Linked DNA regions of Mus musculus: regions 2 and 3 are each linked to region 1. Evidence: chromatin loops called from intact Hi-C (ENCODE). Cell type or tissue: heart. All regions are shown on one strand.

Evidence for each region. Peaks named below come from ENCODE experiments on the same cell type or tissue, not always from the same donor. Only the 100,000 strongest peaks of a DNase experiment are listed, where the experiment ranks them.
Region 2: a loop joins it to region 1, with 2.0 times the contacts of the local background. A loop is called at or near these places in 2 of 42 quality-filtered maps.
Region 3: a loop joins it to region 1, with 4 times the contacts of the local background. A loop is called at or near these places in 21 of 42 quality-filtered maps.

What each region holds. Positions count from the first base shown.
Region 1 is chr5:36,581,897-36,586,896 of GRCm38, reverse strand. Tbc1d14 (TBC1 domain family, member 14) reads left to right here and starts at 4,500. Exons shown (of 14, transcript NM_133910.3): 1 at 4,500-4,542. In heart, CTCF peaks have their summits at 2,392 (motif pointing right) and 4,723; DNase peaks (open chromatin) are centred at 4,516 and 4,896; H3K4me3 peaks cover 1,030 bases; H3K27ac peaks cover 782 bases.
Region 2 is chr5:36,693,737-36,698,736 of GRCm38, reverse strand. It overlaps D5Ertd579e (DNA segment, Chr 5, ERATO Doi 579, expressed), which reads left to right and starts at 2,716. Exons shown (of 9, transcript NM_001081232.3): 1 at 2,716-2,882. Gm32725 (a long non-coding RNA gene) reads left to right here. Exons shown (of 3, transcript XR_868354.3): 3 at 1-503. In heart, no CTCF peak of the experiment used is centred here; DNase peaks (open chromatin) are centred at 1,636, 2,016, 2,676 and 3,086; H3K4me3 peaks cover 2,561 bases; H3K27ac peaks cover 2,646 bases.
Region 3 is chr5:36,481,699-36,486,698 of GRCm38, reverse strand. Tada2b (transcriptional adaptor 2B) reads left to right here and starts at 2,414. Exons shown (of 2, transcript NM_001170454.1): 1 at 2,414-2,911. The coding sequence starts at 2,642. Ccdc96 (coiled-coil domain containing 96) reads right to left here and starts at 2,111. Exons shown (of 1, transcript NM_025725.3): 1 at 1-2,111. The coding sequence starts at 2,047. The coding sequence ends at 293. In heart, a CTCF peak has its summit at 2,341 (motif pointing right); DNase peaks (open chromatin) are centred at 2,258 and 3,078; H3K4me3 peaks cover 3,410 bases; H3K27ac peaks cover 2,243 bases; H3K27me3 peaks cover 1,900 bases.

The DNA.
Region 1 (5,000 bases):
ACAGAAAAACCCTGTCTCGGAAAAAAAAAAACAAAAAACAAAAAACAAAAAAAACAAAAAAAAAAACCCATGTCTTCAAACTGAAGGGATTCTAAGACATAAATAAATTCCCCTTTGTGTTCTTTGATGGGGTTGGATCTCTGAATCTCGATGTTTCTGATCTGTTTTAGGCCAGGAAGCTGGTAACCATACTGATTTTAAAAAATGAGGAAAAAGCTGGTAATGGTGGTGCATACTTTTAAATCCCAACACTCAGGAGGCAGACAGATCCCTGAGTCCAGGCTAGCTTGGTTACACAGTGAATTCTAGGACAGTCAGGACTAAACACACACACACCCTGGAAAAAAACAAAAAGGAAAATTCTAGTTGATAGGCCCTGGTGTAAGAGTCCTAGTGTAGAGAGGGGTGTTGATTGCAGTGGCTACTCTGGCTACCAAACGCTGTTCTGTTGGCACTCTCTACCTGCCTCAGGTTGCTAACCACTAGTGCACTAGCAATTCCTGTCTTTTTTTGTCTTTGTTTTTGTTTTTCTTATACAATTTTAAGAACCAACCGAGAAATCCAAATTCCAAGCATTGTGTCCTAAAAATGGGAACTGTGGTCTCCATGGAGTAGGAGGTAACACTCCAACAGGATGGGGAGGGAAAAGACTGGGTTTGGGAAGGGCTCTGAGGGCCTTCTGGCTGGAGACGATGGACAGAGACAGCAAAGCCCCGGGGTGGCATGTGAACCTACTGTTACTGTAACCATGCTATGCCAAGAGCCAGTGGCATGGGAGGCAGGTTTGGGCTGGGCAGGACCTGACCTGGGGAGAGTGAGCTAGATCTGCGACACCACGGGTGAGTGGCTTCACCTCCTGTCCTCCTCTGTAAGGTGAGAGGCACTGAGTGAGCTTAGCAGGTTGTGGAGGTCAACCTCTTGTCACAGAGGTGAGGTGCTGGCCACTCCCAGGATGACTCCTGGTAAAGCCAGGTGTGGGTGTGACTCACGTAGCTCATGTGTTGGTGGCATTCACAGAGATTGGGGACTATGATTGTGTTCAGGAGATGAGATCCCTCTGTCTCTGGAAGGGAGGTTAGGGATTCCTAAAACAGCTATTTTGTGCCTGCTACCCTTCACCTGACTGAGGATTCTTCATCCTTCTCTCTTGACCCACTTGCTTCCCAATAACTCCGAGGGCTGCCCTCAGGTCCTAATGAGGACTAATAGGTTAGATAACTATTTTCCTTATAAGAAGTCATGGCTACAAATTGCAGAGCACTGTGTCTGTCTGTCCCAGGAGCCTCCATGAAAGCAGTTGTTGTGAGTGGTGTGTCCTGGGTTTATAGCAGGTGCACAGAGATGGTTTCTATGGATACTGGACATCTTGAAGCATTCCTGCTTCTCTAAAGAGATGCTCAGCAGAGCACACGGAAGTCATCCCTGGCAAGGTCTCCTTCGTCCTACAAGGCTCCTTTGTTCATGTTGTATTGTTAGGGGTGGCTCAGACAGTTCTAGGAGGGCTTCAAGAATGGGGGAAACTGACAAAGTTGGACAATTTCTCTTCTTGTATGACCATTGCTTCAACTATTTTGACCTTGTTCAATCTTGAAATAATGTGGGGAAGGGAGGGGCTGTGTGCTTCAGAGATGGGGATGGGGACAGGGACAGAATCTGAGGAGTTAGTCAGTCAGAGTCTCTGCGAAGCTGGTATTTCTGTCCACAAGTGAGAGGTTTGCAGCCATCAAAGAAGCCACACACCAGCACCAGGGCAGTCCTTCTGGAACCCTCCAGCAAAGCCTGAAGGGGAAGAGGTGGAATAGTTCCCCCAGGGTTCTGCTGGGAGAGCTGTCAACTTGAAGAGGGGTGTTTTCTCTGTATCTGGGAGCTAGAAGTGTAAGGTTCTGAGGGGGTAAGTGTTAGGTTCTAAGGGGGTAAGTGTTAGGTTCTGAAGGGGTTAAGTGTTAGGTCCTGAGGGGGTTAAGTGTTAGGTCCTGAGGGGGTTGTTAGGTTCTGAGGGGGTAAGTGGCTGCGGAAAGTGACCACACCCCTTAGTGCAGTTCACTTTGTTTTTGTTTCAGACGCAAGTTACAATGAGGCTTTATCTAGACCGCTTCTGGGGACTGATGGCAAAAGGTAAGACATAGGTTACATCAGAGGGATGCAGGGTAAGGAGGAGTTCCCAGAGAGAAACCAGGGCTCTGGCACCAGGCTACTGAGGGTGAGGCAGGGTCAGAGGGTGCCAGCTGCAAACCTGCCCACCACAGAGAGTTGTTGATTCCAGAGACAGGACAATGGTCCCTTGTCATCTCAAGGTTCGGTGTTTGTTTGTTTTTTCTAATATTAAAAAAAAAGTCTTTATTTCTTTAATGGATGAGTGCTCTACTGCATATACATCCACAGGCCAGAAGAGGGCATCAGATCCCCTTGTAGACGGTTGTGAGCCACCATGTGGTTGCTGGGAATTGAACTCAGGATCTCTGGTCAAAAGGACAGTGCTTCTAACTGCTGAGCCATCTCTTGCCCTTTGAGGGCAGGTTTTTAAACTGATACTCAAGCATTATGGCTGGAAGGTGAGGAGTCGTGAGGACTCCTGTGCGTATCCAATACGAACGAATCCATTGTGCTGAAGTTTGAAATGAGACTGAAGCCAGTTCCTGCTTCCCAGTCAGTGTTTAAATCCAGCTGTGAGGGCACCAATGGGTGTGATGGAACCTGGCATTGTTTTCAGTTCAAACTGCCAGGAACTTAAGCACCTTTGAAATTTCTATTATGTAGCAAATCCTGAGGGATGCCCTGCAAGTCTCTCAGCTCTCTGCAAGCCAACAAAAGACTGCCCAGTCCATTTAAGCCTCTACCCTCCTGCCATTGTAAGTTGGTGCTTAGAGTAATTACAGTCATGATCCAGAAAGGGAAGTTGAAGCCAGTGTCTATCAAGTAGTTTGTAGGCTCCTAGAATGGCTAGAGTCTGGAGTCCCCCAGCCCAGCAGACACCCTACTTGGATGGGTCTCACGATGAAAGTCAATGCTGTCAGGCTCTCAGGTAGACCTTCTTCCTGTGCATTGAACAGGCACAGGGCTGGGCTTATTTAGCTGAAGGCTCTGGTGTGATGGACTGAGAACCTCATGGCCTCAGGTGGCTGGGTGGGACCCGACATTGTTTCCTTGTGAAACAGCACATGCCATGTGGAAGTTTAAAAGTTACAACACATGTGCAGACCCAAGACACTCAGATATGGCTCGACTCTTGGTCTGTTTCTTCTCTCCTCCCTACCCTCCTTGGAACTGAAGTCAGGCCACTGAGCTATCCCCCAACCTCTCTCTGTCTTCTTTCATCCCTGGGGACGGTGTGCATTTCATAGCTTTTGATATAGCCTTGGTCTTGTAAGCCCTTCCTCTGGACTGTGTTCAGATTTGTGAAAATATTTTAAAATATTTGAGAGAGTTGTACAGAGGTTGAACCATCACCTAATGTTTTGAAATGAATGTACAATTGAAACAAAAGTGGTGGTACATTCCTATAATCCCAGAACTGGGGAGGTAGACTCGGGAGGATCAGGAGTTCAAACTCATTGTTTTCTAGGTTGCAACTTTGAGGCTAGCACAAACAGAACTGTAACCAAGACAAATGGATTTCCTCCTGCTTGCTTCCAGGTACCTGCCAGGGCAGGGAAATTCCTCTTCCTGTAGGACTGTGATGGTTCCAGCCTCATGTGATGGTTCCTGGCTGAAATGCAGTCAGGTTTTAAAGGGGCTTGTTTGTGTTTGTAAATTTTCGGGGTCTGACAACTCCTAGAATAAACCCAAATCATCCCAAGTACCCTTTGTATGGATCCAACAAACACTCATGTCTCTGCTTTTTGAGGCTTAGGAAACGAGTGCAGGTGAGTTCAGGAAGGGAAATGCAGCACAATGACCTGGCCTGATAGAAGACATCCTCCATAGACATCTGGCTTAACTCTGCTCAGCTCTAGCTGACTTCTACCTCCTGAATTATACTTTTTCATAGATTGTGTCTCTGTAATTTTTGCTACTTAAAAAGGTAAAATGTGCATAAAGCCAGGTGTGGTGGCACACACCTTTAATACATAGGTGGATCTCTGTATCTCAGGCTAGAGAAAGATGCTGTCTAGTGAGGCCTCTTCTAGTTCCTAAGCGAGACCATCACACAACTTTCAAAACACACTGATGATGAACCCTGTCTTGTCACCTCCTGAGCCTGCTGGGCGTTGTATACTGAAATATTAAAGTGAAGACAAAAGTTGGCGAACTACAGCGCTAGGCACTAAGCGCAATGAAACAGTGATCAGAAAAGCCCGTTTGACAGGTGACAGGCTAAGGCTATACCGGGAGGGCATTCCAAGGTCAATGATCTGTAACCTGCGCTCACGTGTACCCCTAAATACTCCCGTGGGCTGTTAAGACTCCCCCAGCTGCTGGACAGGGGCGTCCCATCGATGCGCTCCGCCGCTCGGCTCCCCACGCCTGGATCAGCCCCATGCGCTGCTTTCCCCCTCCCTCCCACTTCCCACTTCCAAGATGGCCGCGGGCGGAGCCGACCAGGTAAGGGGCCTCCGCCAGGCGTCTGCGGTGCCGGTATGGACACTGTGACTCTCTCGGAACTTTCCTTGCAGCCCTTCCTGGGCCTGAGGACAGAAAAGGGCCAGGGACACAACTCCCGAAACCCAGGACGGATACTTGGCAGGCCGGAGGAGCAGCGGTAGTAAATAGCAGGCTCCTAAGCTCTACGGAGCTGCGGCGGGGGGCGAGAGCCCTGGCGGAAGAGCAGTGGAAGCTTAGCGGGGGCGTGGCTAGGGAGCGTGAGGGCGGCGATAGGGAGCGCGGGGCGTGGTAACGCTCCTGTCCCCCGGAGTGTGACTAGGGACGAGCGTGGGGTGTGGCTAGTGAGCTCTCGGGGGCGTGGCTCTGGAGTGCGGGGCGTGGCGGTACGCCTGAGGCCCTGGGAGCGAGCGATTTGCGTTGGGTGTTGGGCTAAAGAGGCTCAGCGGAAGGGAAGAGAA
Region 2 (5,000 bases), 110 kb before region 1:
AAGAGTAGCCATAGAAGACCAAATTGCATAAATGAACCCCCTGGACAAGGACACCACTCTCCTGGAAAAAGGGTCTCAATGTGAAAACCAACACACAAACAAGATACTCTCAAGTATTGCTCAGAACTGGGACCCGAGAAACACTGCAGGACTGGGAAGCAGACTGCTATAAATTGGCATCAGGGAAAGTATATATGTATGGCTGACACTGGACCTGACCTTGGAACGGGAAGGAGCCAGCGAGGCAAAGATCTGGAGAGCCTGGGCAAAGGTTCCACAGGTGCAAAGGTCCTGAGACTGCAGTCCACACACCTTCCAGAGCTCCCGATCAGTACAGTCGGAATTGCAGGCGTTACTTCATTAAGACAAAGGAAACCACTTTCAGTCTTCTGTGACTTCCTCACTGCCTCCAAATCCTCCAAGCTACTATGATTTTTTTTTCTTTCAGGAAATTCTTCAAGGTTTAGTAATCAGTGGTTTATAAAAAAAAACCTGGCCTGTGATTGAGTAACAAAAGTAAAGTTTTTTGTTTTGGGGGGGCGGGGGGAGGTTGGGGAGACTGCCCAGTTAGTAAAAGCACCTGCATGAGTTTGGATCCCCAGTATCCACATTTAAAAAATAAGTGGGAGCAAGAGTGTATGCCTTTTTCTTTTTTTCTTTTCTTTTCTTTTTTTCTTATTAAGACAGGGTGTCACTATGTCACTATGACATCTATGTACATCACTATGTACACCTGGAACTCACTATGTAGACTAGGTTGGCCTTGAACTCACAGAGATCAGGAGGCCTGCCACTGCTTCTTGGGTGTTGGCACACTACCACACCTGGCCTAAGGAGTGCATGCCTTTAATTCTAGCACTGGGGAGGGAGCACAGGAAGCCCCCCCCCACCCCCCACCCCCCCCCCCCCCCCCCCGGCCCCGAGCTGGCTAGCAAGCCAGTCTAGCTGAACCTATGAGCTCCAGGTTCCGTGAGAGGCAATGTCTCACAAGGTTAAAAACCAAAACACACACACAAACACAAAAGACAGAGGGCTGATGAGAGATTCTCGGTGGGTAAAAGTTTGTTGCCCTGAGGACCTAAGTTTGATCCCTGGAATTCACACGGTAGAAGGAGAGAAACGGACTCTTGTGGGTTGTCCTCTGACCCCACACTGCGATCCATTAGTACACATCAATAAATAAGTCTAAAAAACATAAGATGGAGTGTGATTGATAACTGATGTTACCCTTTGACCTCCACAGGTGCCTGCCCACAATCACCCGAGGAACACATACACACAGATTATAGTCAACAGGATGGCTACAAAGTGGCTGTGTTATCTTTCCTTTCATATGTTTGCGATACTTTGTTACTCTTTTAAAACTGCCCTACTATCGATATGCCTTTACAGAAGGTACAGACTAGGAGACACTAATGTTATTATGGATGTATGTACCAAAAAATGTGTGCAAATTCTCCATATTTAGGGAAATGTTTCCCTGGTCTGTGCAAGCCTGGCTTCTGAGGTCCTGAAGATCCTGACACCATTTATGCCCACCTTCACTCTCAGATGACCCTGGATTTTCCACTCTCTCGCATGTTATATGAGTTTGCCTGGCTGCCCGCCCTGGAACAGGTAACCAAAAGATGTGTAGTAAATAAAACTGTGGCTTGTGACTCACCTCAAATGAACCCCGAGGCAACAAAAGGGGGAGCAAACTAAGGAAGGGTAAGACTTGGGTGAAGGAAAAGATCCCCGACAATAGAGCCAAAGGCCTGTGCTCAAATTCTGCCTCCATCCCGAGGCGTCACCCACTCCCCAGCCTGTTCCGGGTCTCTCCAGGAAGGCTTTACTTTGGGTTTCTCCGGGAGAGTGAAAAGATGTTTGTTGGAACAGTATGGATTCTATGAAAGGACAGTTCTTTTAGGTTCCTGACCTTGGCTTGCATACAAGAGTCCAGCCTACCTCAGCAGAAAAGTACTTCCAGTTCTCTGCTCCTCCCAGAAGCCTGAGCTGAGCTTGGGAACTCCGGGTCTCAGACTCTGAACCCAAGAACAGGGCCTGGTGCCTGGCGGTGCTCAATGAGTTTGATGAACTACATGCAGGTCACTCCCCTACGGGACCTGTTCTTGCCTTTGTATAGAAGGCACATCTCTGGCTTTTCTTCCTGGTACTTCTGACATCTACATCTGCTTTTCTGGAAGAGCCTAGGAGTCACATTTAGGGAAGGTGAGTAGGTGGGAAGAGGCTTTTGATTAAAAGGTTAGTGCACATTTTTGGCTCCCACTTCCGAATCTTCCAGAAGGTCTTTTATTTTTTGCCTACTTAATAATAACATAAAAAAGCCATGTCACTTTTTGTTTTTAATTGAAGTCTTTATGTTAAGCCGCCCACTCCAGCCATTCCAGGACATGGCGAAGAGGGGGCGCGGACAGGTGTAACGCGGGGGTTTGTGTTGGAAGGGCTCTGCAAAGCCGGGTCTCAGTGACCCAGCGGGAGGTCACCGACCCAGGAGCCCTCTCTCAGGGCCTGGTAAAGCTTCAAAGCCTCGGATCCTCAGGTCGGCCTCGTGGTGTCAGGATCTTCAGGACCCCAGAATCCAGTCCTGCGCGCCTGCTGCTCCCCCACCCACACAGCACGAGGGCGGAGCCCCGGCGCGCTGATGTAATCCCGGCGCCTGGGCGGAAGGATATGGAACGCGGCGTTGGCTGGCCGGGCGCTGAGGCTGTTGCCAGGTAACGCAGCGGAGCGGCTGCCGCGCGCCGCCTCCCGCCCTCCGCCGCCTGGCGCTGGGGCCGCCGCCGCTTTACGTAAGGCGCAGGCCAGGGCCGCCCGGCGCTCGGCAGCCGCCTGCAGCCCTCGGAGCGCAAGGAGAGGCGCCCACCCGGTAGCCTTGGCAGGTAGGCGGCGGCCGGGAGCGGGGCCGTGGCGGGTGGCGGGCCAGAGGGATGTCCGGCTCGAGGACCCCGCGGGCGGCGTGCGATGAGTGCGCACAATGGGCCGCGGCGGGCTGAGGCGGCCCGGCCTGAGGACAGCGGCCTCGCCTCGCCCCGCGCCCTCAGCTTTGTCCTTCGGCGGTCGGGGGCGGGCGCGGCGCGGTGAGTGGCGGGCACGCGGGCCTATGGCGCGGGGTCGAAGAAGGTGACGGCCGAGGGCAGAAGTGACAGGCCCCGGAGTCGCCGGCCTGCGCGCGCCACCGCCCGGACCCTCGCGGCCCGGCTTCCGGCCGGCGTCCCGGGAGCTCCCGGTGGACGCCGGGCCAGGGCTGAGCGCTTTGCGTAGAGGCCAGGACAGGGCGAGCAGTGGGGAGCAGACCCCGAACCTGGCAGCCCCTCCCTTCAGTGTTTGCCCTTCTGTAGACAAACCTTAAAGGTTTAACCAAGAAAAGTGAGATGGGGGATAAACGGGAGGGGGACATGCGACTCCGGAGTCATTTACTAAACGGGGTTCTTGGGTCTCATCACCTGCTTTGCCTTGTTGCCCAAGTAACTGACAATGCATTTTGCGTTTCTGGTTCTTGGCTTGCTAAGGAAACGGTAGGAGAGGCTTGCCGAGGAGCCGGGGACGTGCAGTTTGGATAACAGGTGATGCCATGGAAAAGCCTATGCAGTGAAAACCCCACGCAAGATTTCTGCCACCAGTATAGGACCCGTTGCATGACACTTTGTCGGTTTTAGAGACTTCAGATTTAAAAGAAGGGGAAAAATATCTGTCACTCTGCATTCTGAAGGTCAAATATTCGCCCGCAGATGTTTTGGGCTGAACCATTCTTAACTAGGTCTCAGGATCTTTATGACAAAAACCATTCTGGAACTGTGCATTTGAAATACCCATGGAGGCTTCTTGCAGTTGATACTTATTATTGTAGATTTAGTTGCTATTCTTGCCAACTGATGTACTTTTAAAACGTGTTCTTTCACAAGTTCATTTATATATCTCTATAATGTCCCTTTATCATATTTCCCCACTATCTTCTCTTAGACAAACATTGAATTATAATTATATATTAATGTGTGTGTTTGGGTGCATGTATATTTAACGCGTGGAGGCCAGTGATCAATATCAGATGTTTTTTATAATTGTTTTAAAAATATTTATTTGATGTGTATTGGTATTTTACCTGCATGTATATCTGTGTAAGGGTGTCAGATCCCCTGGAACTGGAGTTACATACAGTTGTGAGCCACTGTGCAGTTGCTAGGAATTGAACCCCGGTCCTGTGGAAGACCGGCCCGTGCTCTTGATCACGGAGCCATCTCTCCAGCCCTCAGGTGTTACTTTTGAGATAGGGTCTCACTAGGTAGATTAGGCTGGCCAAGTACTTTAGAGCTATGTCTGCCTCTGACTTTGAAATGCTGGGATTTGAGTCATGGTCTCTCACTGAACCTGGAACTCACTAGTTCAGCAAGGGTGACTGGCCAGCAAGCCTCAGGGGTCCTCCCATGTCAGCCTCCCCATCGCTGGGACGCCACAAATGTTTAATCATTTAAAAAGTAGTTAGGGCTGGAAATGTAGCCCAGATGAAGTCCGCTATTAAATTCTCAGAATGTAAAACAAAATAGGCCTTCAAATTGACTGTAACAGGTTTTATATGAGCCTATTTTCATTAAGAAAGTAGGAGAGTTTTACTCTTATTTAGTGTCATAGAGATACATGTATTGTTCTTTGAACATAAGGGTAAATATTTTTAACATGGCAACATTTAACAAGGCAAATTAAGAATTTTAAAGAATGATTGATTTGATATACAAATTATGAACATTTAAAAAAGAAACTTAATGGTGTTTTGCTTGCTCCCATTTGTTGTGTAGCTCCATCTGTGCCTGATTTTATCCCAGGGCTCTTTAAAAGTGTTGGACTTGCTCTTCTTCTTTTGTGTGGAAATGCACCAAGCCTGAGCTTTGCCCCTGTTTTTTTGCATCATTTGACTTGGAGCAGCTAATGGCCTCTGAGCTAGTTTTGTCATCTGTGAAATGGGAAGAATGCTGAGACCTGCCTTGCAGGATAGAGAGGCAGAG
Region 3 (5,000 bases), 100 kb after region 1:
CTTAGACATAGGCAAGAGACAGTTCTAACACTCCTTTAGACTGGGGCTACTTGGCTATAAAGGCTTTTCACTAGAAGTCAGTTTAATCACCGCACTCTCTAGATATATTTTTCTTAAGCTCATGTAGAGCTACTGCTAGCTGGAAGTGTTCAGCAGGAATTTGAAAGCTGGAAAACAGCCAAAAAATAAAGTTGCACCCCCAAGTTCCACAGAATGGACAATCAGAGGCAGAAGAGAGTAAGAGAGTTTCTGGGGTTGCAGAAGTTTTTGCCAACTGTCCTGTCAAGGGCTGTCAAGAGGGGAGGAAAGTTTTGGCTTCCCTGATCTTTTGCTTCACCCCTTTGCAGGACAAGGCGAGCCCGGCATGATGGCGCTTCAGGGATTCCAGGCGCCTGTTGAGCATTTCTGTCTTCTCCACCTTTTCTTCCAAGTCTCGGAGGAGTGATTCCTTACCCAGAAGCCCACATTTCTGACTCAGCTTGACGTTGTCGATTCGCAGGCTGTCGCGGGCTTGTTTTGTCTTCGTCAACAGGTCTCTTCCTAGGGCCACCTGGGCATCCACTTCCGAAAGTTGTGCCTTTTTGCATGAGTTCTCCGTATCTATGAAAGACAGCTTTTCCTTCACGTGCGTTATAATCTGCACGTTGCTGGTCACCTTAGTGCGCAGTTTTAAAAGTTCCTCGTTTCGTTCCTCTACTTTCTCGTTGAAGGTCTGGTTCTCAATTTTGAGCTGTTCAAAGTCGATGAGGAGCAGCCCCTCAGCCAAGTCCTCCTGGGCCTTCATCCTGGTTTCAAAGTGTACCAGGCTCTGCTTCAGCTGCACGTTCTCGAGACGCACGGCGCTCATCTCCTTCTCCTTCTTATCCTCCAGGGCCTGAAGCTGTTCCACCTCTCTCAGGGCAGCCTGGCGCCCACCACGCGTGCGGCAACTGCCCATGACCTGCATCACCACCTGCTTCTTGAGGGCCTGGAAGCGCCGCCACTCTTTCTCCACCCTGGTCTGCTTCTCTTGGCACTGCTGCTTCAGCTCCCGTACCTCCTGACGGTACCACTCTAAGTCGTCTGCCTCTTGTTTCTTCAGTTCCTCCAGCATGGCCAGATAGCGCAAGTATGCTTGCTCTTTCTCGGGAGATTCGGGTTCAGCGCTCTTGTCCCCAGGTTCCGCCGCTGCTTCCAGCCCCTTCTTGCGTAGGGTCTCGTGAATCTTCTGCTGTAGGTACATGTTGTAGCGCTGATAACGGTTCCGCTCCACTAGCAGGGAGTGGTACTGTTCCACCAGCTCGCCGCGCAGTTGCTGCTCTTGCAGCTTCTGCATGTCCGCTGTCCACTCAAACTCTTCAGTGGACGCCCCTTTTTGTTTCTCCTCTTCCTTGGCCTCTCCAGGGTGAAGTTGCTCTTCTGTGCTTTTGTGTCGTTCTCGATCTGTCCCCTCGATCTCTTCACTGTCTCTCTTCTTCAGTGACTCCCTTGCTTTCTCTTTCGCAGCTTGTGGGCCTGGGGCAGCCCCCTCCTCAACAATTGTGGTCAGCGGTAGAGATGGCCGGAACCGTGACTCCTTCCTCTTCTCCCTCTTCCCCTTGCCCTTCGGCTTCTCTGGCCTGTCCCGTTCCTCTCCCTCATCCTCATCCTCATCCTCATCCTCGTCCTCGTCCTCGTCCTCATCCTCGTCCTCATCCTCGTCTTCGTCTTTGTCCTCTGGTTCCTTGGACTCCGGCTTGGTCTTGGGCTGGGTCTGTGGCAGACTCTCTGGCTCTCGGGACACGGCCTCGCCCGCGGTCTCAGCGGCCCCCGGACTTTCCGGGACCTCAACATGCGCGTAATCGATCCCCTCCGAATCCTTCGCTTTTGAGCTGTCCGACACCGGCTGGGTCTCGCTCTCAGGCTCCCGCCCTTGCGTCGGCTCCGGCTCTGGCTTCGGCTCTGGCTCCTGCTCTACAGGGTTGGCCGGAGTCAGAGGTTCGGAGCTAACCTTGATCTCGAGCGACTGCCTGGCCAGGCCTTCCTCGGCTCGGTCTTTGCCCTCGATGTCCCCGTAGTGGCTGTCCATTTTCGACCCGCCGGCCCCGCTCTGAGGCCGGCTGATGCCTGCTGTTAGGTTTCCCGGGGCAACCAGGGCGCGCGGTGGGCCCCGCGATTGGTCACCCGCCTTCCATTTCTCTCCACCTCCCGGCAATATTAGGCCAATGAAGATCTGCGAACAGGTGAAGGGAGGCGCTAATTGGACGCTGGTTCCCGAGAGGCGTGGCCCGCACGGCCTACTTCCGGTCCGCGCCCCGCCGGCTGACAGGCTTAGGGCGGGGCCTCGCGGCTCCTCCAGTCCATGAGGCCGCGGGAGGCGCCGGCGCGCAGGCGCAGAGCAAAGACTCGGCTGTCCGCGAGAGGGCGCGCGGGGGGCGCCTGCGCGATGCGGCGGGGAGACAGCGGCTGCGGCGGCGGCGGCCGGGCCGGGCCGGAGGGCGCCTGCGTGCTGAGGCGGGACGCGGCCCGCCTGGCCGGCTCCGGCGGCGCCTGGGCGGGGGCGGCCGTGGCAGCGGCCGGCAGCGGCACGGGCGCGGCGGGCGCAGCGAGCCCGGCAGGCGGCGGGGCGCTGACGGCCGGGGGCGCGGCGGCTGCGGGCCGGGCGGCGGGCGAGCGGGGGAAGATGGCGGAGCTGGGTAAGAAGTACTGCGTGTACTGCTTGGCCGAGGTGAGCCCGCTGCGCTTCCGCTGCACAGAGTGCCAGGACATCGAGCTGTGCCCCGAGTGCTTCTCGGCCGGCGCGGAGATCGGCCACCACCGCCGCTACCACGGCTACCAGCTGGTAGACGGCGGACGATTCACACTCTGGGGTCCTGAGGCGGAGGGCGGCTGGACCAGCCGCGAGGAGCAGCTGCTGCTGGACGCCATCGAGCAGTTCGGCTTCGGCAACTGGGTGAGCGGCGGGCTACGGCTAGAAGGGAGGGCATGGCTGGCTGGCTCGGTGTACGTTGCGGAGGGCCGCAGGTGGTCGGATGGTTGTGTCCGGAACGTGTTGGTCACCAGCGGTCACACAGCTGGTAGAGCAGGGCCTTGACCCATTGCCCCGACACGGAGCTGTCTGCCCTTCACACTCGTCCTCAAGAGGTGTGCATTGAACGCGGGTAGAGGGTAGGCCCTGTGCGTTGCCAGGCTTATCCTTGAGTCAGATGGCAGCAAGCTAGATCCCACTGTCCTTTGCTGAGTTCCCCTAGTACGGTTGTGTTCTCCTGGGCATAGTGGTGGGGAAGGCCAGAAGCCTGGGGCTGCCCGTCCCGCCTGCACTTAGTCTGCATTCAGGGCTTCGTGTGCTTTCTGTGGGTGTCAGCATGTGCCCTGTGCTAAGGTTCTCAATGAGTAGCAGTATCTTGTTTAAGTCTTAGTCTCCACAGCACCCAGGACATGGTGTGATGGGTGGACAGTAAAGAATGAACAAAGGCGTGTTCCTGAAGAGGCATGGATCCTGGGGTCTGCTTTCTAGCTGTCAGGTTTCTGTAGAGGTAGCTCACTGGTAGTAAGAGCCTTCATGTGTGCCAGCCAGATAGTGTGCTGGGCTCCTGGTTGTTCTCTGGCTGTCTCTAAGGAGCTCTCCTTTCTATTCCTCACCTATGTTAGGGATGAGATCTGGCTGCATTGTCACCATTGCCTCCAAGAATATGTCACATCTTCAAGCTTTCAGAGAAGCAGGGAGCTCGGCATGACCCTCTCCTGTCCAGACTCTTCCCTGGTATGTTAGGGCCCTCTGACCCTAGCTTCCCCGAGCTTCCCCTACTCCAACCCTACTGCCCTCCTGTTTCAGATCGTCGTAGAATGAGTGACCTTCTGGACCCACTTCCCCACTTAGGAAGGAGTCTACTCCACAGATGTCTTACCAGTGAGCAACACTGGCTCCTGCTCTCTAAAAACAATGGGTTACTTTGTCTCTAAGTGGTGTTTATTGGTGTGTATTGCGCATATGCTTTGTACAGATCAGGCAACATGAAGGACCTTGAAGAAGAGCCTCAGTGCTGAAAGTGTGGCATTCATATGCTCTGTTTCTGGAGCTTGTCGCATACCTGGTGATCCCTCTCTACCTGATTGCCTGTGAAGACTCACTTGTCCTCAGTTATACACAGAGCCAACCTAAAGCCATCAACCACATCCAATTGGTCAGTGGTCATGTATTGAAAAGATGTGCATAATGTAGCTACTGACCTACTCTTCTGGCCTGACCCATGATGGTGCTTACCTCTCGTGATCACTTCTCATGGTTTTACCGTTCTCTTCCTTCTGTTCTGTAACCCTTCTCACACATGAACATAGGGCATTTGGAGCATAAGCCGCATCTTGTTGGCCCTCAGCAACTTCAGTTCTGCTTCTTAGATTACACTCCAGTGCCTGCAGGGCCTGACAATGTCTATGGCTCTCTGTGAGCTCACGCGGAGTCCATTGATCATTTCCTTTCTTCTGCCTGAGGTGTTCTCACCTCAGTCAAGACTACTGACTGATCTCTGGCCTGCGTGTCACTGCTTCTGAGAGCCTTTCTTTCCTCACACCAGTCCTCTAGCACTTATTTCCAGAGGAGACACTGAAAAGAGTGAGAGTGTTAGTCTCAGCACTGCGCTTGCTTTAGCTCTTGAAATCTGGGCTGTATTTAGGGAACCCTGCAGAAGAATATAAGAGCCAGAGGTCAGGAGGACACCAGGAGAACAAGGCCCTCTAAATGAGCTGAGCAAAGCTCCGATGAACTCAGATGAACAGAGGCTGAAGCAGCAAGCACAGGGCCAGCATGGGTCTGGGCCAGCATGGGGCGGCACCACGTCCTCTATGTATATAGTTTTCTTTTCAGTTTAGTATTTTTATGGGACTTGCAAGTGTGAACGAGTGGGTCTCTGATTCTTATGCCCTTTCACTTGCTTCTGTTGGTTTGTCTTGTCCAACTTCAGTGTTTTGGCTTTGTTCTATCTTACTTTGTTAAAAAGGAAATGCAAGCCCGGTCTGTAGAGTCTGTAGTGTAGCTCAGCTAG